Regions from separate parts of the Homo sapiens genome. Here region 1 is linked to region 2. Evidence: chromatin loops called from intact Hi-C (ENCODE). Cell type or tissue: A673. All regions are shown on one strand. Each heading gives the region's core, and the rest is flanking DNA. Links, peaks and the distances in the headings are about the cores only. Region 1 has its middle 58 kb from the start of CABLES1. Region 2 overlaps SLC35D4 (solute carrier family 35 member D4).

Region 1 (10,475 bases), core at 764-8,763, 300 kb after region 2:
CTGTAGAGACAGGGGTCTCACCATGTTGTCCGAGGCTGGTCTGGAACTCCTGGCCTCAAGTGATCCTCCCACCTTGGCCTCCCAAAGTGCTAGGATTACAGGTGTGAGTCACCATGCCCAGCCAGTCATGGTAATTTTAATTATAAAGTACATGGCAGGAGGCTTACCCAGATATTAGAATTTCTTATAAAGCTACAGGAATTATAGCAATATGATATTGGTATAGAAATGGAAAAGTAGACCTCTGGAACAGAATGGGGCCCATTGAAACAGACTTATGCATAAAGGAATCTTGACACATGACAGAGGCAGAATTACCAATGAAGTGGGGAAAGGGGTTAATAAATGGTGCCTGGGAAAACTGGCCCTCTACGGGGAAAAAAATTAAATTTCATCCCTGTTTCATACCATAAACAAACATCTATTCCACATTACTTGAATAATAAAAGCAAAACTTTATTATTTATATATTTTTTGAGACGGGGTCTCTTCTGTTGGCCAGGCTACGGTGCAGTGGTGCAAACACAACTCACTGCAGCTTCAGTCTCCCCAGGCTCAGATGATCCTCCCACCTGAGCCTCCCAAGTATAATAGCTGGGATGACAGATGCACACCACCACACTCAGATAATTTTTGTATTTTTTTGTAGAGATGGGGTTTTGCCAAGTTTAGGCTTGTCTTGAACTCCTGGACTCAAGTAATCCTCCTGCCTCAGCCCCTTAGAGTGCTGGGCTTACAGGCATGAGCCACTTCACCTGGCTAAAAGCAAAACTTTAAAAGGCCTAGAAGCACGTGCATTAAAATATCTTCATAACCTTGGGCAGGAGATAATCATTTCCCTTTTTTTTTTTTTGAGACGGAGTCTCACTCTGTCCCCTAGGCTGGAATGCAGCGGCACAATCTCGGCTCACTGCAACCTCCACCTCCTAGGTTCAAGCGATTCTCCTGCCTCAGCCTCCCCAGTAGCTGGGGTTACAGGCACGTGCCACCACACCCAGCTAATTTTTGTATTTTTATTAGAGACGGGAGTTTCACCATGTTGGCCAGGCTGGTCTCGAACTCCTGACCTTGTGATCTGCCCGCCTCCACCTCTCAAAGTGCCGGGATTACAGGCATGAGCCACCGCACCCGGCAATCATTTCTTAAGACTCAGAAACATGAACAGTACTTGAAAAGATTGCTACCTTTGTTAAAGGAAGTTTTCTGAAAAGGTAAAATCATGACTCTCACATAGATATACAATGAACACATGTTAAAGATTTTATTTACCTCATTATGAGACAGGAACCAGGCAGATGTTATGATCATTTAAAGGAGAAAGCAAAGAACCACATACTGATGTGGAATAAAGAAATGTTGAGGCCGGGTGTGGGGCTCATGCCTGTAATCCCAGAACACTGGGAGGCCGAGGTGGGCAGATCACTTGAGGTCAGGAGTTTGAGACCAGCCTGGCCAACATGGTGGAACCCCATCTCTACTAAAAATATAAAAATTAGCCAGGCACGGTAGTGGGTGCCTGTAATCCCAGCTATTTGGGAGGCTGAGGCAGGAGAATTGCTTGAACCCAGGAGGTAGAGGTTGCAGTGAGCCGAGATTGCACCACTATACTCCAGTCTGGGTGACAGAGTGAGACTCCATCTCAAAAACAAAATAAAATAAAATAAATGTTGAAATAAATTTATAAATAGATGTGAACTTCGCTCTTTCCAAAGGCAGGTTGAGGTGGGGGAGATTAATGGGTATGAGCAGAGGGAGTCAATTCAACCACCACCAAACAGAATTTACGTCTAGAGACAAGAATTATTTTGCATTGCTATCAGTATTTGACAACTTAAAAGTTAAAATAGGCTGGACAAGGTGGCTTATGCCTGTAATCCCAGTACTTTGGTGGGCTCAAGGTGGGGGACTGCTTGAGCCCAGGAGTTTGAGACAAGCCTGGGCAACACAGCAAGACCCCATCTCTATGAAAAATGTAAAAATTAGCCAGGCATTGTGGCACACGCCTGTAGTCCCAGCTACTCAGGAGGCAGAGGCGAGACGATCTACCAGAGCCTGGAAGGTGGAGGCTGCTGTGAGCTGTGTTTGCACCACAGCGCTGTAGCCTGAGTGATAGAGCGAGATCCTGTCTCAAAAAAAAAGTTATAAAATAGCTCAAAGACAATAAATAGCTGAAATTAAATAATCTAGAACAGTGTGCTCTAAGCAACACATTGTTTTCCACTGGAGACACCAGTAATTTTTTTTTGTTTATTCCAAGTTTTTTTATATATCTGATTACTTTTTTCTTTTTATTTTTGAGATGGAGTATTACTCTGTCACCCAGGCTGGAGTGCAGTGGCACCATCTCGGCTCACTGCAAGCTCCACTTCCCGGGTTCACGCCATTCTCCTGCTTCAGCCTCCCGAGTAGCTGGGACTACAGGCACCCGCCACCACGCCCAGCTAATTTTTTGTATTTTCAGTAGAGATGGAGTTTCACTGTGTTAGCCAGGATGGTCTCGATCTCCTGATCTCGTGATCCTCCTGCCTTGGCCTCACAAAATACTGGGATTACAGGCGTGAGCCACTGCACCCAGCCTGGGTGACTTTTAATGCAATGCCTCACATATAACAACTCAGTAAGTACCAGATGAATAGATAAATGATGAATGACAAAACGAAAATTTGAGCTGTAAGTAGAGTTCGGATAAAATATTAGCATCGGCCGGTTGTGGTGGCTCACGCCTGTAATCCTAGCACTCTGGGAGGCCGAGGTAGGTGGATCACGAGGTCAGGAGATCGAGACCATCCTGGCTAACACGGTGAAACCCCGTCTCTACTAAAAATACAAAAAATTAGCCAGGAGTGGTGGCGGGTGCCTGTAGTCCCAGCTACTCAGGAGGCCGAGGTAGGAGAATGGCGTGAACCCGGGAGGCAGAGCTTGCAGTGAGCCGAGATCGCCCCACTGCACTCTAGCCTGAGTGACGGGTCAAGACTCCATCTCAAAAATAATAATAATAATAATTAGCATCTTTGTAAGAATGGCAGAAAACAACTTGAGGTCTTTTAGCCTTTCTCTGCTGGCTATGACACATCTCTGTGCTTCCTGGATAGTTTGTTAGTTTCTGTTTTGTGTTCATTCATTCACTTATTATTCATTCTTATTATTCATTATTCATTCATTTATTCAACATTATTCATTGCAACTTGTGGGAAGAACAAAATAAACAACATTGACAACAAGGAATAAACCCAGAAGCAGCAAGAGACTTGGGAATTTTGTAGTGACGCCAGTTTGGTTTCCACTGATACATTCGGGTAAAAATGACTCCAGTTTGGTTTGCTATGTGGAAGACAAACAATTCATTCCTCACTCACTCTCCTCTGGAGTTGAGAGAAAACAGCCATCCCTCTTCTCCCTCTCTGTGGAAAAAGACCGAATCAGTTGGCGGAGCTTAGCTAAGCTTTTTTTAGTGAAGTTAGAACTTGCTTGGAGACACAGGACTTCCTCTACAAAAGGGCTTTTTTTTTTTTTTTTAATTGAAGGAAACACTGAAGTCTCTTCTAACTCTAGCTGGCCCCCAGCCTGGCTCTCTGCAGCCCCTGCAGTTGACCCTGTCTGACTTTGCCTCTGCAGGAACTTTCTTCACGTTCAAAACCATGAAACATTTTGCCCTGCCTCGGAGTAAAATCAAACACCAGTGAGAACCTCTTGAAGTGAGTTTCCATAGACTCTCAGATGGAAGCCTGGGAATTTCACTGTGCCCCTAAGGAGACCTGAGCTTCCTAAGAGATGAGGACACTTTGATTTCCTAATGTGACTTTTGTCACAGTGGAGCACACTTTGACTCTCACTTCCTGTTTTAATTCTGTTTGGAAATAAAAATCTGCTGAGATTTAGTTTCAAAAGAGCTTCTTGAGGTTTTCTCTGCCAACTAGAAAAGGGAATAACGGCCAGGCGTGGTGGCTCACGCCTGTAATCCCAACACTTTGGGAGGCCAAGGCAGGTGGATCACCTGAGGTCAGGAGTTCGAGACCAGCCTGACCAACATGGAGAAACCCCATCTCTACTAAAAATACAAAACTAGCCGTGCATGGTGGTGCATGCCTGCAATCCCAACTATTTGGGAGGCTGAGGCAGGAGAATCGCTTGAACCCGGGAGGCGGAGATTGCGGTGAGCCGAGATCACGCCATTGCACTCCAGCCTGGGCAACAAGAGTAAAACTCCATCTCAAAAAAAAAAAAAGGAAAAGAAAAAGAAAAGGGAATAAACACAATTGCAGTCAGCACGCACTGATAACCAGGGCTGCCAGTTAACGTGGGGACCTTGCTTTGTTGAGATGGAACACATCCTACTCGGGAGGGCTATGAATGAGGTCTCAAGGGGTGAGCCAAGGTTCCCTGGGTGGAGTGGACTGGGGAACAAGGCAGATGGAGCTGCACCAGGAAAAGCGAGGAGAACAGGGAGGGAGCTGAGGGATGTGGGGTGCATGGGGAGTGGTGGAATAGCAAAGCCTTCATTGGGAGTTGGGCTGTGAGGGGCCTTGTGCCAGGGACTTTACTCCAGAAGCCAGAGGGACTCATGGAAGGTTTCTAGCCTGAGTCAATTTGGTTTCAAAAGATCACTCTACGTGAAAGAAGGAAGTGCTTCTTTCTTAGCCACCTTCTTGGGTGGCTGCTGGGGTAACTTAGGGAAGCCATGCTAAGTGCAGGAGCTGAGATAGTGCCTTTAGTGACAGTAGAAGGGGTTAGAGGAGCAGAGGGGATGGAACCTAGACCTCAGCCATTCCCCGCGCTGCCTCCTGGTCCAGTGATCTTTCTCCTACTCCAGGGCACCACCAGCTCTTCCCCCAGAGCCCTCCTTGGCAGAACAGAGTATACAGTCCCTGCGGAACTGGAGGCCCAGCTAGAGATGGAATATGGCATGCCAGAAAGTTCTTTGAAGTAGTGTATTTTGTCTGAAAAAATGCATGCAAATATTTACGTTCTGTTTCAGAAGAGTAGTGCTCCAGGAAGCTGAACCACTTTTTTAACCTGTGACTCTGGTGCCCCCTGCTTTTCTCACTTACACACATGCCAGGCTGGGAATGGTCCCTGCTCCTGAGCAGCCAGTTTGTTGATATCCCCTCCACACACCATAAGATCATGGACGCCAGGCTTGCTTTCTGGAGTGGGAAGCACATGTGCACAAAGCATACCTGTCTGTGTCCTGGAAACACTGCCTTCACTTCTCTTGAGTGAAAGGATTTACTGAATTGGATTTACGATATTTAAATTAATTTTATTGTCACTCCCTTCAAATTCCTTTTTCTTTCCCCACTCTGATAAATACTCAGTTAATTAGCTTTACAGATCAAGAGTTAGCTAGTGGCGGCCGGGCACGGTGGCTCAAGCCTGTAATCCCAGCACTTTGGGAGGCTGAGGTGGGCAGATCATGAGGTCAGGAGATCGAGACCATCCTGGCTAACATGGTGAAACCTCGTCTCTACGAAAAATACAAAAAATTAGCCAGACGTGGTGGCGGGGGCCTGTGGTCCCAGCTACTCGGGAGGCTGAGGCAGGAGAATGGTGTGAACCCAGGAGGCGGGGCTTGCAGTGAGCCGAGATCGCGCCTCTGCACTCCAGCCTGGGTGACAGAGCGAGACTCCGTCTCAAAAAAAAAAAAAAAAAAAATGGAGTTAGCTATTGGCAGGCACAGACTGCCAGAGTCTCCAATGGGACGCCTTGGCTTAATGGTGCTGCAGAGTATTTTGTGCTTTGTATCTAACGTTTCTAAAATTGACAGTAATAGTGAACACTAACTGGCCAGTTGCTGGGTGCTGGACATGACGTTAGGGTACGTTATTTCATTTCTTCATTACAGCAAGCCTGAGGTAGATATTATTATTGTTTCCATTTTATAGATGAGGAAACTGGGACTTGGAGATAGTTTAAATTTCTCAGAGTCCTACATCCAGGAAATGGTAGAGCCAGGATATGATTTCAGGTGGTCAAATCCCAACACAAGAGTTTTTAGCCTTGACGCTGTAGGGATGAAACTGAATCTCTGGTGAACGACTAGAACATAACACTTAAAATCCTTTGCAGCCCCAGCATTTGATGATTTTGTGAAATCTTGAAGAAACAGATTGATTTGGATGAGACTTGATGAAGGATTGTGGAATATCACTATAAAATCCTACTTTTGGCCAGGCACCGTGGCTCACACCTGTAATCTCAGCAATTTGGGAGACTGAGGTGGGACGATTGCTTGAAACCGGGAGCTTGAGACACAGTCTGGGCAGCAAAGTGAAACCCTGTCTCTACAAAAAATGAAAAAAAGTAGCCAGGTGTGGTGGTGTGTGTCTATAGTCCCAGTTACTTGGGGGACTGAGGTAGGAGCATTGCTTGAGCTCAGGAGGTTGAGTCTGCAGTGATCCTGCCACTGCACTTCAGGCTGGGCTGCAGAGTGAGACTGTGTCTCAAAAAAAAAAACCTCTACTTTTTCTCCGTTCTATCATTCTGAGACAAAAGAGTATCAATAAGAATTAGAACTGTGTTTTTCTTTTTTTTTTTTTTGAGACGGAGTCTCACCCTGTCACCCAGCCTGGAGTGCAGTGGTGTGATCTTGGCTCACTGCAAGCTCTGCCTCCTGGGTTCACGCCATTCTCCTGCCTCAGCCTCCCGAGTAGCTGGGACTACAGGCACCCACCACCACGCCCATCTAATTTTTGTAGTTTTTGTAGAGATGGGGTTTCACCATGTTAGCCAGGATGGTCTCAATCTCCTGACCTCGTGATCCACCTGTCTTGGCCTCCCAAAGTGCTGGGATTACAGGCGTGAGCCACTGCGCCTGGCCCATTTTGTATTTTTAGTAGAGACAGGGGTTTCTCCATGTTGGTCAGGCTGGTCTCGAACTCCTGACCTCAGGTGATCCACCTGCCTTGGCCTCCCAAAGTGCTGAGATTACAGGCATGAGCCAGCGCGCCCGGCCTAAGAATTAGAATTGTGGTTTTCTGATTTTCATTGGGTACATGTATAGAAGCTGCGAAGAAAACTTGACTTCGTTTTTCATTTTTGTAAGACACTGTCTCTAACATTTATCCATGCGAGGAACTCTCCCCAGCCTGGAGCTGCAGCCCAGAAACGGCACCCCTGTGTGTGTAGCATGCGTAGAGGAGTTGGCTCCTCCAGGCTGTAGGTATCACCTGCCTCACCAGCCTTGAGTTTGTCTGGAAGGCTCAGTGCCCGTGCAAAATCCCTATCTAACACTACGGGACTGTATTGTTGTTATTTTGTTATGTTTGCAAAGCTGTCTTGCTTGACCCAGGTTTAAAAATGCAGTAGCGGCCAGGAGCGGTAGCTCATGCCTATAATCCCAGCACTTTGGGAGGCAAAGGCGGGCAGATCACGAGATCAGGAGATTGAGACCAGCCTGGGCAACATGGTGAAACCCCATCTGTACTAAAAATACAAAAACTAGCTGGATGTGGTGGCGCACGCCTGTAATCCCAGCTACTTGGGAGGCTGAGGCACGAGAATCGCTTGAACCCAGGAGGCAGAGGTTGCAGTGAGCTGAGATTGCGCCACTGCACTCCAGCCTGGCAACAGAGTGAGACTCTGTCTCAAAAAAAAAAAAAAAATGCAATAACTAGCTCGGTGTGATAGAGTTTGCCTGTAGTCCCAGCTATGGAGGCTGAGGTGGGGCATCACTTGAGCCTAGAAGTTTGATGCTGTAGTGTGCTACAACCATGACCCACCTGTGAATAGCCACCACACTCCAGCCTGGGCAACAGAGAGACCCTGTCTTTAAAAACCAAAAATAATAAAAATAAATGCAACAGTCACTTGAAATTTATCATGAATTGTATATTCTTTCTCATGTGTTTTAGTGGAAATCACTGTTGTCCATGTCATGCTGCTGAAACTCCACTTCATACATACAGTACATACATACATGTATTACAGAATAGCAGTCGTATTCCCAGAGCACTTTATAGTTTTTAAACTGATCTCATTTACATAACTTCCTCATTTGGTCCCTGGTGATCATCAGGATGAGTATTAGTAGTCCCATTTTACAGATGGGGAAATAAAAACTCAAAGGAGTTCATTGACATATAGGAGCACTTGGAAATCCTTCTATCTGCAAGGGCCTTTGGTTTACAATGTCTTATTTCTCTCCTCCACCACCCTCTATGAACTTATATCCAGATTTCTCAATGACACCTGTTGACTCTCATAAAAGTGTTCTTCCCTGGAATTAGGTTCTGGATGGTGGTCACCTTGTGTCAGTTCAGAGCAAAGTTCTGGAAGGTTCAGGGGAGGGCTTGTTTTTTCAGTGTTCCTCCGTGTGATGACTGCCTCCGGGTGTCCTGAGCTTCAGGGTCACTCTGCAGCTGAGACGCAGCACTGCCTGGCTCACAGGGCACTCCCAGTCTTGTTTTGACTGTACATCGATGTCGTCTCCTGCACTGCGCTATGTGGTTTCGGGATGCAGAGTTTCACAGAAGGCATATCAGGCTGTGAATACTCCACCCCCATCCCATCACAAAAACCAGTCCAAGGAAAACACCAAATGCTAATTGAAACTAAGACAACGGCACAAATATTTATGGGGGCAGAAATTCAAACAACACTAGCAAAAACAAAGAACACATTTCAAATTGGTATTAATTAAACAAAAAGAAACACTATGGTATCTAATGTAAATATTTTGTTATCAGATCTGATACCTTCAAATGATTATTACAACTAGGAGGATAAGATAATATAAAATATTTACTTAAAAAAATTAATTTTAGCCATTTGCCTTCATATTGGTCCATGCTGCCATGGAAAAGGCCTGGGATAGGAGTCAGAATAAATGCCAGAAGTAGCTATGTCATTCTGAGCATGTCACCTAACATTGTCCAACGTGGCTTTCAGTTTCCTCAACTGAGAAGAAAAGAAGAGATGAGAGGAGATAAGAAAACAAAAAGAAAGGTTGGGAAAGAGAGGTAGCTCAGCAAATGTATCATCCACAGGGGCTGAACTATGTGATCTCTGATGTACTGGTTTCTATTGGTTCAGAGTGTGGACTCAAGCCAGGGTGCCCAGGTTCAAATCCTAGCTCCCTCATCTACTGGCTGTGTGACCTTGACATATTTCTTCACTTCTCTGCACCTTCATTTCCTTATTTGGGAAACCCAGCCTCACTGAGTTGTGAGCATTAAATTATTAAATATACAAATATATACGTACTGAATAGTTCCTAGCACATGGTAAGTACCTGGGAAATGTTAGGTCTTAGGGTTTTTTTTTTTTTCTGAGACAGAATTTTGCTCTGTTGCCCAGGCTGGAGTGCAGTGGTACGATCTCAGCTCACTGCAACCTCCGCTTCCTGGGTTCAAGTGATCCTCCCACCTCAGCCCCCAACCCGTCTCCCTCAGTAGCTGGGTCTACAGGTGTGCACCACCTCACCCGGCTCAGTTTTCTATTTTTGTAGAGGCAAGGTTTCAGCATGTTGCCCAGGCTGGTCTCAAACACCTGAGCTCAAGCCATCCTCCCACCTCAGCCCCCGAAAGTGCTGGAATTACAGGCGTGAACCACTGCATCTGGCTAGGTCTTAGTATTATTATTAGATAATCTTACTTGGAGGATAAAATAATGTACATTGGAGGAAAAAAAAAGTGTAGAGGACTTCTCTAAGGATTCTGTGTTTTGCCCAGAGTATAAATAGCAGAAAGGAAGGAAACTAATATTTATTAGGTACCTACTTTACGTGTGTGTATGTGTGTGTGTGTGTGTGCGTGTGTTGTGTCTGTGTATAGTATATTTTGAGTCAGGATCTCGCCCTGTTTCCCAGGATGGAGTGCAGTGGTCTGATCATAGCTCACTGCAGGATTGAACTCCTGAACTCAAATGATCCTCCTGCCTTGGCCTCCTGAGTAGCTAGGACTACAGGCATGTGCCATTATGCCTGTCTAATTTTTAATTTTTAAAAATTTCCATAGAGACAGAGTCTTGCCATGTTGCCCAAGTTGGTCTCAAACTCCTGGCCTCAAGAGATCCGCCTGCCTTGGCCTCCCCAAAGTACCTATTATATTTGAAGCTACTATATTCCCATTGACTAGATGAAGGTGGCACAAATGAGGACTGAAAAAATATCTTCTCCGGGAATGAATCCTGTGAAATAAGTATTTTTCTTTCCTTTTCAAGAGAGGAGTCTGAAGATCAGAAAGGCTAAGTAACTTGCTTGAGGTCACATAGCTAGCAATGGCTGAGGGGGGATTTGAACCCCAGTCTCCATGGCTCTGAAGCCCATGCTGCTTCCCTTATGACATACTTTCCAGGAGATTTTGGCCAGGAAGGGCATATTCGTGTGTCCTGCCCAGACTGAGACGGGGCTTTGGCTTGGTGACGGTTGCTTCAGCAGAGCACGACCAGGGTGCTGGTAATTTCACCACACGCTGCCTTCATCCCAGCCGCTGTCGTCTCCTCTCTTCCAGCTGCTACCACCATCCAACCACCCCCTC
Region 2 (10,475 bases), core at 823-8,822:
ACCCTCACAGCTGCTGCCGCCCTAGTTCAGTCCTCATCTTCTCCAGGCTGCCTTGCTGGGACTGAGGAAAAAGAGCTCGATCCCCTGAGCCCTTAGGCAGGGCCTGGAGTGAGCAGCCCTGGGCTTAGACAGTTGTCATTTTCTATTTGGCAGTCCCACGGCCAAAGCTGGGAGGTGGAGGCCTCTCGGCACTTGGGCTGATCTCTGTGCAGTTGGAGGGTTCCCTGGATGGACACCTTTCTCTGACATTTTACTTACAACACCATCGTGCAGTTTCCATAGTCCGTCAGTTCTAACATGTGCTTCTTTTCTTTCACATTTTAATTGAATATCTACAGTAGGAAGGCTCTTACAATCAATGATGTGTCATGGTGTAATTTTTTTTTCTTTCTCCCTAATACATAAAATAAGTGGAAGTTTTACAATCATTGGTGTCTTAGGATCAGTGAGATACAGCATGATTTTCCCCGTGTCTCAGGCCTGCTTCCCTGAGTCTTCCAATGGCAGGAACCACGTGGTGGTTCTCCTCAGAGCTCTGGGCTCAGCCTCCAGAACTGGGACTGAGCTAAAGAGTCACTAAATGGTCACTGAGATTCAGGAGCAGAACTTCCCTGAGAGTGGCTTAGCTCTGGGAACCTGACCTGTCCAAATTAAAAAAAAAAACTCATATTCTCCAAAGGGATCCTTTCTTTCTTTTTTTTTTTTTTTTTTTGAGACTGAGTCTCACACTGTCACCTGGGCTGGAGTGCAGTGGTGTGATCTTGGCTCACTGTAACCTACGCTGCCCGGGTTCAAGCGATTCTCCTGCCTCAGCCTCCCGAGTAGCTGGGATTACAGGTGCCCGCCACCATGCCCAGCTAATTTTTTGTATTTTTAGTAGAGATGGGGGTTTCACCATGTTAGCCAGACTGGTCTTGAACTCCTGACCTCATGATCCGCCCACCTCAGCCTCCCAAAGTGCTGGGATTACAGGCATGAGCCACTGCACCTGGCTGGGATACTTTCTTATGAATTTAGAAAGGAAGATTTACTTTCTTATGAATTTAGAAATGAAGATTTACCTGGATAAGATCAAGGCATCTCCACAGGGTTTTGCTTCCTGATGAGCAGGCCAGAGCCTGTAGATGAGGGTGACGGTAGGACTGAGGGTTAGAAAGTCCTTCAGGGATGTTTCCCTCTAGCAGGGGACCTCTTCCATTCTAGAGATGAGGGCAGATGTCTGGCTGAGAGGCCCTGTCCTTGGAAATAACTGAATGAACACCATAAGTGTTTGCATCTTCGACTCCATTTCATCACTAACACAAAACATCATTTCTTGTCAGGGCAAACTAGAAAAAAAGTGAGTGGGTAATTTGTTGTTGTTGTTGTTGTTGTTGTTATTAAAACAAACCTTTCTTTCCTTTATAAATCTAAGAAGATTTAAGATGTTGTAGAAAATACAGATGGAGGCCGGGCACAGTTGCTCATGCCTGTAATCAAAAAGCTTTGGGAGGCCAAGGCAGGAGGATCACTTGAGGCCAGGAGTTCGAGGCTGCAGTGAGCCATGATTGTGCCACTGCACCTCAGCCTGAGCAACAGTGAGACCCTGACTCTAAAAACCCAAAAATCAACTGTTTCTACTTCCCTGAGGAAACCACTCTATTCTTTCAGACTTTTTTCCCATGCACATATATAGATGTATTTACACGAACGGTAAGAAACATCCTGTTTTTCCATTTAACAGTTTGTCAGGAATCCCTATTAAGGCTATCATTCCACATTGGTTGAAGCATGAGTTGGCTGTTCCCTATTTGTAGAATTGTAGGTGGTTTTTAGCAATTTAGCGTTAAAATCTGCTCTATGATGCTGCTGTAATATGTTCTTGATGAGACTTACATTTCTGATGATACAGCTAGGAGCCTTGATGAAGTCATCCCTTATCATAAGGAACACACTTGCACGCCACCTCACAGACTGTTAAATGTTACCATGAGGGCTATTTTGTCTACTATGTGTAGATTTTACTAGAATCATTTTTGGAGAGTAAAAGTTGACCTCCTTGTGACTTCATTCTCAGATTATGAAAATAAACTATCTGGAGCTGTAGAGTTCATTTTCACCATCCACAACAAGGCCTTTGTGTATTCATGCACACACACACACACTCATGCACACATACACACACACACACACAGTTTGACTGTAAGGCAATACGTGGCTCGAGGAATTAATCTAACTACCTTGCAGAATTATTTATTATAGTTTAATATTAGAATACTCCTGTTTGTTTATTCATTTGTTCAGGATTTATCAAGTACCTATGAAATGTCAAACATGTTGCTAGGCCTAAAGCTGCAGAGACGTAGGAGACGCATTTCTTAGCCTTAACGCAGAGTTGGATGGAGGGGCTGGCCTGTACACTCGGGCTGGCACAGGGTATGGGTGGGCCAGCGGGTGAGCTCCAGTAATTCGGCATGGGAGGAGCAAGGAAAGCTTCCCTGGTGGATAGATTTGAGCTGAGTCAGGCAGGATGGGAAGGGACTTTCCAGTTTGATAAGGAGAAAGGGCTCTCCTTGTCAGGCAGGCAGAGGGAGCATCAAGTGGTGGCTAAGGGTGCCAGCAGGGGTGACACCGCAGGACTGGCAGGCAGGTGATGGGCAGCTTCCCTCATTCCTCAGTGCCTCAAGTGCTCTCCTCTCTAACATAGAACCAATGACTGTTAATTACCCCATGATTAAAGGATTCAGTACATGCAGAGCCCTTAGAACAGCACCTGGCAGTGTGAGTAGCCCTCACAGTTCAGTTAGCTAACCCAGAGGAATGTCAGCTATTTATTGTTAATTTTGGCAGCATGACTTCTTTTTTTTGTTTTGTTTTTGAGACCGCCTCACCCTGTCGCCCAGGCTGGAGTGCGGTGGCGTGATCTCAGTTCACTGCAATCTCCGCCTCCCGGTTCTAAGCGATTCTCCTGCCTCAGCCTCCCGAGTAGCTGAGATTACAGGTGTGCGCCACCACACCTGGCTAATTTTTGATATTTTTAGTAGAGACGGGGTTTCGCCATGTTGTCCAGGCTGGTCTTGAACACCTGACCTCAAGTGATCTGCCCTCCTCGGCCTCCCCAAGTGCTGGGATTACAGGCATGAGCCACCACCCCTAGCCCTTTGGCAGCATGACTTTTGAGGAGTTATAATAACCCATTTAGAACCCTGAGACCTCAGTAGGACTTGTTGCTAGGTTATTTTGGACTGAGTATCCTGAAAAGGAAAATGACTGCCATGAACTCAGTCATATCCAGAGCCCTGGGAGATGGAGCTAAGTAATGAACATATTGCCTGTTTTTACTCTCTGTATCCCAGGATCTGTGTGCTCTTTTACTCCCCTCCATGGAAGGGGCCTTTTCTTTTGGCCTGAAACATTAGCCCTGGAAGTTACTGGGTGAACATGCTATTCACAGAAGTGGAAGAGCATCCCTTTAGTCCCTCCTCTCAATTTCTGCTCTTACACTAGGCTGTTGAGGTTTTGGTTACATTTAGCTCTATTTTGAGTAACTGCTGGGCATGGTGGTTCAAGCCAGTAATCCCAACACTTTGGGGGGCAAAGGCAGGCAGATCACTTGAGGCCATGAGTTCAAGACCAGCCTGGCCAACATGGTGAAACCCCATCTCTACTAAAAATACAAAAATTAGCTGGGCATGGTGGCACACACCTGTAATCCCAGCTACTTGGGAGGCTGAGACAGGAGAATCGCTTGAACCCAGGAGGCAGAGGTTGCAGTGAGCCAAGATCACGCCACCGCACTCCATCCTGGGCAACAGAGCAAGACTCTGGCTCAAAAAAAAAAAAAAAAGAATTTTTGAGTAACACATTTATCATACCGGGGGCAGTTACGCAGGTGTGAGCCAGATCACCTTTGCCCTCCTCCTTTCAGCTCTTGAGGGCTAACTTCCCAGCAGATGGCAGTACAGCACGGTTGGCCTCGCGTCCTGTGCTCTGCAGAGGCAGGGTTGGACAAAGATCAAGATTAGAGTCTAAAGTTGCAAAAATAGAATCTGTTCATTAAAACAGGGGAAACTTTATTATTTAGGCACACATGAAAACTTAAGGTAGCCTTTGTAGTAAGCCACATGTTTCTCTTGTCAGCGCTTCACGTCTAAACAATATGTTCATACTTCACACTGCCTGAACTAGCATCAAAAATTGTAGTTTGTTCCCAGCTAGCAGAATAATCCTTCTGAAATGTTTAGAATTAATCAAAAGTTTAATTGTACCTGTTCATTTCCTCTATCAAATATAGAAGAAAAATCTGTGTCACCCTCTGCTAACATGTTACTCTCTGCTAACATGTACAAATGAGTTCTCAGTACAAAAGTCTGATTTCATTAAACTGACTCATCAAAAGGAATTATAAGGGTGAGTCCAAATCAGAATGTCTTCATTACAGGTAATTTAAATGCCAAGTTTATATTCCTCCAGTCTGCCTTTTTTTCCCTTGTCTCTCGGGATGGAGTAAAATGTCCCTTCTCCTTTTTTCTGTTTTTTAATTTTCATATCACACCAGATAGTTTATAGGACTGCTCTGAGTCAGCTGGATTAGTGAATGGAATATTTAAAGAGACAGAACTAAAATAGAAGTTGAGGTTGGGTGCAGTGGCTCACGCCTGTAATCCCAGTGCTTTAGGAGGCTGAGGCAGGAGAATCGCTTGAGGCCAGGAATTCAATACCACTGAGCAACATAGTGAGATCCTGCTGCTACAAAAATGAAAAAAAAAAAAAGAAAGAAAGAAAGAGTAGCCATACATGGTGGCTCATGCCTGTAGTCCTAGCTACTCAGGAGGCTGAGGTGGGAGGATTGCTTGAGCCCAGGAGTTTGAGGCTGCAGTGACCATGTCATTGCACTCCAGCCAGGGCAACAGAGTGATACTAGATAGATAGATAAATGGATAGATAGAACAAGAGCTTAATTGCTTTTTAAAATACAGGTTACATCTATTTCTTTCTCTCTCCTCTTCTTAGCATGTAAGATTTTTGAAGACACAGCCCCAGCGTCATTTTATCTTTCACGAGTAAACATCATTCTAATGGTGAAAGTACTTTGCTGAAGTGACTCAACTCTGGAATTCTGAGTCATCCTTCATTTGGCCCAAGCAGAAAAAGCCTCAATAAATACTAAAGTGCAGCAAGCTGTTAAGCTCTTGATAAATCTACTCATAATTTATTTGCCTCTTGATCAAAATGTTTCCTTTTAAGAGGAATTTAAAAAGTTTTAAAAGTCTAATTGTATGTTTCTTTACTTTTATGCAGAAAACATCTCCTGCAAAGATCTGTAGGTAAGTTTACTGCCCTCCCCCCAAAAAGCCATAATATAAGATTTAACCTATTTTTAACTTGAATGATAAACTGTTCAAGATTCATACTCTAAGAGGTGGCAGAAGAATTTATTATAAACATTCATATATCCCTAATTTGTGTCTTAGTCTAAAATTTCTTGTGTTTTTCTTTTCTTTCTGAAATATTTTATTCCAAAAGAGAAAACACCAGAACCAACCTGTGCTAGATTTCAGTCATTGATGCCCAAAACTTTACTAACAGTTGTGTAATACTGATGGAGAATGAAAATGAAAAACATGGAAATGACTTAAAAATTTAAAAGTAATGTTTGTAGTTTATTTAGTCTTTAATATTTTCCGTGGTGGAAAAAGCACCAGCCTGGAAGTCCTGGGATCTGAACTGCAGTCCTGGGCCATAGCAGGGTGATTGTGGGCAGCTTTCCTCGTCCTCTTTGCCTCAGTTTCCTCAGCTACAGCGTAAACTGGGCCGTCCTGTCATGCAGACCCCGGTGCCTGCAGCATTTGAATTCTAACCTGGGTGCCTTGCATCTGACTGCTTCCCGCTTCCTCTGCAGGCCAAGCAGCTCAGTCCTGGAGACAGAAAACCAACAGAGGTGCTTTGATAGATGGATTTAGGATTTCTACTGCAGATATTTCTGGGCTTTCATCCAATCCCCCACCCTCCTTTTATTCCTTTATTACAGGTTGCACCTTGAAAGAACAAGACAAAACCAAACTTCAAGACTATCCTCCTGTTTAAAAGGAGACTAGCAGGTGTCAAAGAGAGGCGGTAAAGCTCATGATACCTGATGTAATCAGGTACTGCTTGAGGCCAGGTGGGGTGGGAAGGCAGGCAGGTGTCTCACCCTTGGGTATCCCCCATCTTCCACAGTTCCAAGAGGTTGTCTGTTTGGGGTGATCTCTGATGCTCATTCTCCATGGATGGGGAAGCATCCTCTATTCTATAAAGCCTTTCACTGTAGGTAGACACCAAACCCATCAGGATATCAGGATTCTCCTCTCCTCCCACCACAAAACCTGCCTGTTCCTGGGCAGCCCCAAGAAGCTCCCCTGACAGTCTCTTCTCCACTCACCCCACTGTTTGCCTTGGATTCTTCTCTAGGTCATTTGTGTGTTGGGGTGCCTTGAAAGTCAGCAAGGCTATAGGAGTAGGGCAGGCTGAGGTAGAGAAGTGTCCTGAGCCTCAGGCTGCTCCATGTTGTCCTGACCTTCCCAAGGCTCTGGGGCCTCAGCTCCGAGGGCCCCTCTGCCAGTCCTCCTGCCTCTGGCCCAGCCGGTCAGTGCTGGTCCATTGGGTACAGTGACATCTACACATGGTTACAGCAGTGAGGACTGTCAGAATTGATCAGCACCACTGTTTTCAGTGTACTAAGATTACACATGCCAAGTTGTTGTGTGTTAGATATATATGTTTATGTGTACATATAAAAACATGTAGTCTCTATGTAGAATACAGAATCTGTGTTGGTGGGAGATGGCATATGGCAAAGTTCCCTGAAAGTGAAAACATTGTATTCGGTGCTTTTGTTCACGCCTTTGATCCTTTGCTGTTTGCTGCCTGATGGAATAGTCAGTAGTTAAGGGGCACTATATATATGTTGCCTCTATAAAATGGAAAGAGGAGAGAGACTAAGTGATAATTTGGGTTTTATGCTTTCTGGCGCCTTCTTTTAGGAGGAGAGAGTGGGGAAAGCTAGAGGCAAGAGCTTTTGGCATATGAAACTCAGAAGGAATAGGCCGTAAACCAGGGATTACTGAACCAGCTCCAAATTGACTTTCTAATGAGTGAGGATAGCTTCCTGAAAATATCTGTGTTTGGCAGTGTTACTTTTTTGAGCAAGAATTTTTAAAAATTGCTTTACGGTGAAAATTTCTAAAGACATATCAAAGTAAACAGAATAATGTAATGAATGAAGTCCTGTGTACCCAGTTCCCAGCTTCAGCCATTTTCAGCTTCTGGCCCCACCCACTGCCTTGCTCAGTATTTATTCCAGGCACCCTAGCATTTCATCTGTAAATATTTTAGTATGTATAAGAGATTTTTCTAATAAAACATTTTACGGGGGGAAAAGTTTAAACCTACAGAAAAGTTGCAAGAATATTACAGTGAGCTCTCATGTATTCTTCACCAAGATTCACCCATTGGTAACATTTTTTGCATTTGCTTTCTTGCTATCTCAATGTATATATGTATACACATGCATAAACATACATAAATATCACATAAATATATGATAATGTAGATATTATTCTTGCTCTTATTTTTTCTGAATCATTTGAGAATAAGTTGTAGAGGTCATGACTCCACTTCTAAATACTAAATACTGTGTCTCCTAAAAACAACCATCCCTTAGATAACCAAAGTGCAGTCATTGAATTTAGAAAATAACATCTGATATGATACTGTTATTTAATATTGAGTCCATGTTCAAATGTTGCCACTTATTATCTGGCCACAATATTATTATTATTATTATTTATTTATTTATTTTTATTTTTATTTTTTTTTTGAGATGGAGTCTCGTTTTGTTGCCCAGGCTGGAGTGCAGTGGTGCCATCTTGGCTCACTGAAACCTCTGCCTCCCGGGTTCAAGTGATTCTCCTGCCTCAGCCTCCTGAGTAGCTGGGACTATAGGCATGTGCCACCACGCCTGGCTAATTTTTGTGCTTTTAGTAGAAAAGGGGTTTTACCATATTGGCCAGGCTGGGCTCAAACTCCTGAACTCAAGTGGTCTGCCCGCCTTGGCCTCCTGAAGTGCTGGGATTACAGGTATGAGCCACCATACCTGGCACAATACTATCTTTTATAACATTTTTTTCCCCTAAAGATGTCATGTCTAAGCCAGGTGTATTGGCTCAGGCCTGTAACCCCAGCACTTTGGGAGGCCGAGGCAGGCGGATCACCTGAGGTCGGGAGTTCGAGACCGGCCTGACTAACATGGAGAAACCCCACCTCTACTAAAAATGCAAAATTAGCCTGGTGAGGTGGTGCATGCCTGTAATCACAGTTACTCGGGAGGCTGAGGCAGGAGAATCGCTTGAACCCGGGAGGCGGAGGTTATGGTGAGCCGAGATCGTGCCATTGCACTCCAGCCTGGGCAACAAGAGTGAAACTCCATCTCAAAAAAAAAAAAAAAAAGATGTCATATCTCTTTTGTACCCTTTAATCTAGAACAGTTCCTCAGTTTTTTATTGTCTTTCATTGCCTTCACATTTTTGAATAGGGGAGGCCTGTTGTTTTGTGAACTGTCCTAAATTTGGGTTTGTCTCAGTGTTTCCTCGTGGTTCAATCCACGCTCTGCATGTTTGGCAGGAATACCACCCAAGTGATGTTGTGTCCTTCCGAGCTTTATATCAAGAGGCACACAATGTGGATCTGCCTCATTATTGGTGGTGTTAAGTTTGATCATTCGGTTGTGGGGTTGCACAAAGGATTTTAATGCAATTTCCGTAGTGTTTTCATTTTTGAAACAGGCATATTTGTGGTCTGATTCCCCAGTTTTTCACTTGTATATTTTTGGGGATCTGCAGTTGAAAAAACACTTGTTTTATTAGATGTTTCACAGGCACACTATTTTCCTCAAGTGAGCCAGCTGTGGTTTTGCAGATGTCCTGTAAATGCCTGACTCTGGGAAACGGCTAGCTGAGGTCCAGAGAAGGAAATGTCTGCTTATGAGTAGAGCACATAATTGAAAACTACACAGGTAGTCAGGTTCACAGAGGAAGGACAGAGGAACCAAGTTGGTCTCGCAGGATCTTTGCCTCATCCAACTCCAGAGGATGCATTTTCACCTCCACGCTCTTAGGGAAACCTTTGATGTTGAAAGGTGAAGCTGCAGTGTTTTATCTCCCTCTCCACAGTGCCCTCCTCCTCCTGGCCGCAGCAGGATGCCTTCCCTTCAATGACTCCCAGGTAAGTCCAAGTGAACTCATTTGCCTTCAAAGTGTCTTTTATTCTCTGAAGCCTGGGTGTATGACCAGAATTTCCTAGTCCTTCCTTTTAGAAGCAGGATAACTTGGCCTATGCAGAAGCATTCCAAATCTTGCAGGCTGGGTAGCTCTGGGCCTGGGCAACACCATTTCCCCAGGCCTTTGCCTTCTCCGCAGGGCTGCAGGCATCGTGGCCTGCAGAGCTGTGGTCCCTGGGCACTGTGGTGGCTGCCATCTGTCCTCTGTACATGCCTGGTGAACCTGCAAGCCAACGCCCAAATTGCCCCAGCCTCAGCCATGGAGGCAAAGTTGATTTTCTCTCCTCCCAAGGGCCTCATCTCCTGCAAAGTGATTTTTTGTTTTTGTTTTTGTTTTGTTTTGAGACAGAGTCTCACCCTGTTGCCCAGGCTGGAGTGGAGTGGCACGATCTCAGCTCACTGCAACCTCCACCTCCCGGGTTCAAGCAATTCTCCTGCCTCAGCCTCCCGAGTAGCTGGGATTACAAGCGCCCACCACCATGCCCAGCTAATTTTTTGTATTTTTAGTACAGATGAGGTTTCTCCATCTTGGCCAGGCTGGTCTCAAACTCCTGACCTCAAGTGATTTGCCCGCCTCGGCCTCCCAAGGTGCTGGTATTACAGGCGTGAGCCACTGTGCCTGGCCTGCAAAATGATTTTTATTTTATTATCCTGTGCTAAAGTTGAGTTTTCTTTATGAGGTGCTGAGGACCCACCCCCGCCCCCCAGTAGTCATCTCATTTCTGGGTTTCCTTTCTTTCTTTTTTTCTCCCTCCTTTTCTCCCCCAGCATTATTAGGTCCCCACCACGTGTCAGGCACTGAGCCAGGCTCTGGGGACACAAAGAGGAAAATTAATCTTTGCTCAGGCAGAAGTCAAGCCTATTTGGAGCAAAGGGGAGGGAAACAGTCAAGTAAACAGATTGTTATCACACAGGGGGGCCAGGGCTCTGTCCTCGAGATACAGGGGGCTCTGAAGCACCTAAGAAGACGTGGGGCCTCAGGAAGTAGGAGTAGCCATAATTACAGGGAGTCTGCTGTGTGCCAGCCTCTGTGCCAATGCTTTCTGTGCCTTATGTTATTTAAAATCTCACAACATTTCTGTGAGGGTGGGAGCATTATTATCTCCATTTCATAGCATAGAATAAGGAGGCCCAAAAGGTCACCAGCTAACAAATAAGTGGGGATTTTAGAATTTATCCC

What was found. A loop is a pair of places that touch in the nucleus more often than their neighbours do. Peaks named below come from ENCODE experiments on the same cell type or tissue, not always from the same donor. Only the 100,000 strongest peaks of a DNase experiment are listed, where the experiment ranks them.
Region 1: a loop joins it to region 2, with 7 times the contacts of the local background. A loop is called at or near these places in 9 of 110 quality-filtered maps.

What each region holds. Positions count from the first base shown.
Region 1 is chr18:23,072,137-23,082,611 of GRCh38, reverse strand. No RefSeq gene overlaps it. Among named protein-coding and RNA genes, the nearest start is that of CABLES1, 58 kb to the left of the region's middle. In A673, for the core only: a CTCF peak has its summit at 5,065; a DNase peak (open chromatin) is centred at 5,041.
Region 2 is chr18:23,372,477-23,382,951 of GRCh38, reverse strand. SLC35D4 (solute carrier family 35 member D4) reads left to right here. Exons shown (of 15, transcript NM_032933.6): 6 at 5,281-5,306; 7 at 9,189-9,240. Among named protein-coding and RNA genes, the nearest start is that of SLC35D4, 60 kb to the left of the region's middle. RefSeq lists enhancers at 4,669-4,798, 6,006-6,505. In A673, for the core only: CTCF peaks have their summits at 3,712 and 3,916 (motif pointing right); DNase peaks (open chromatin) are centred at 3,951 and 5,091.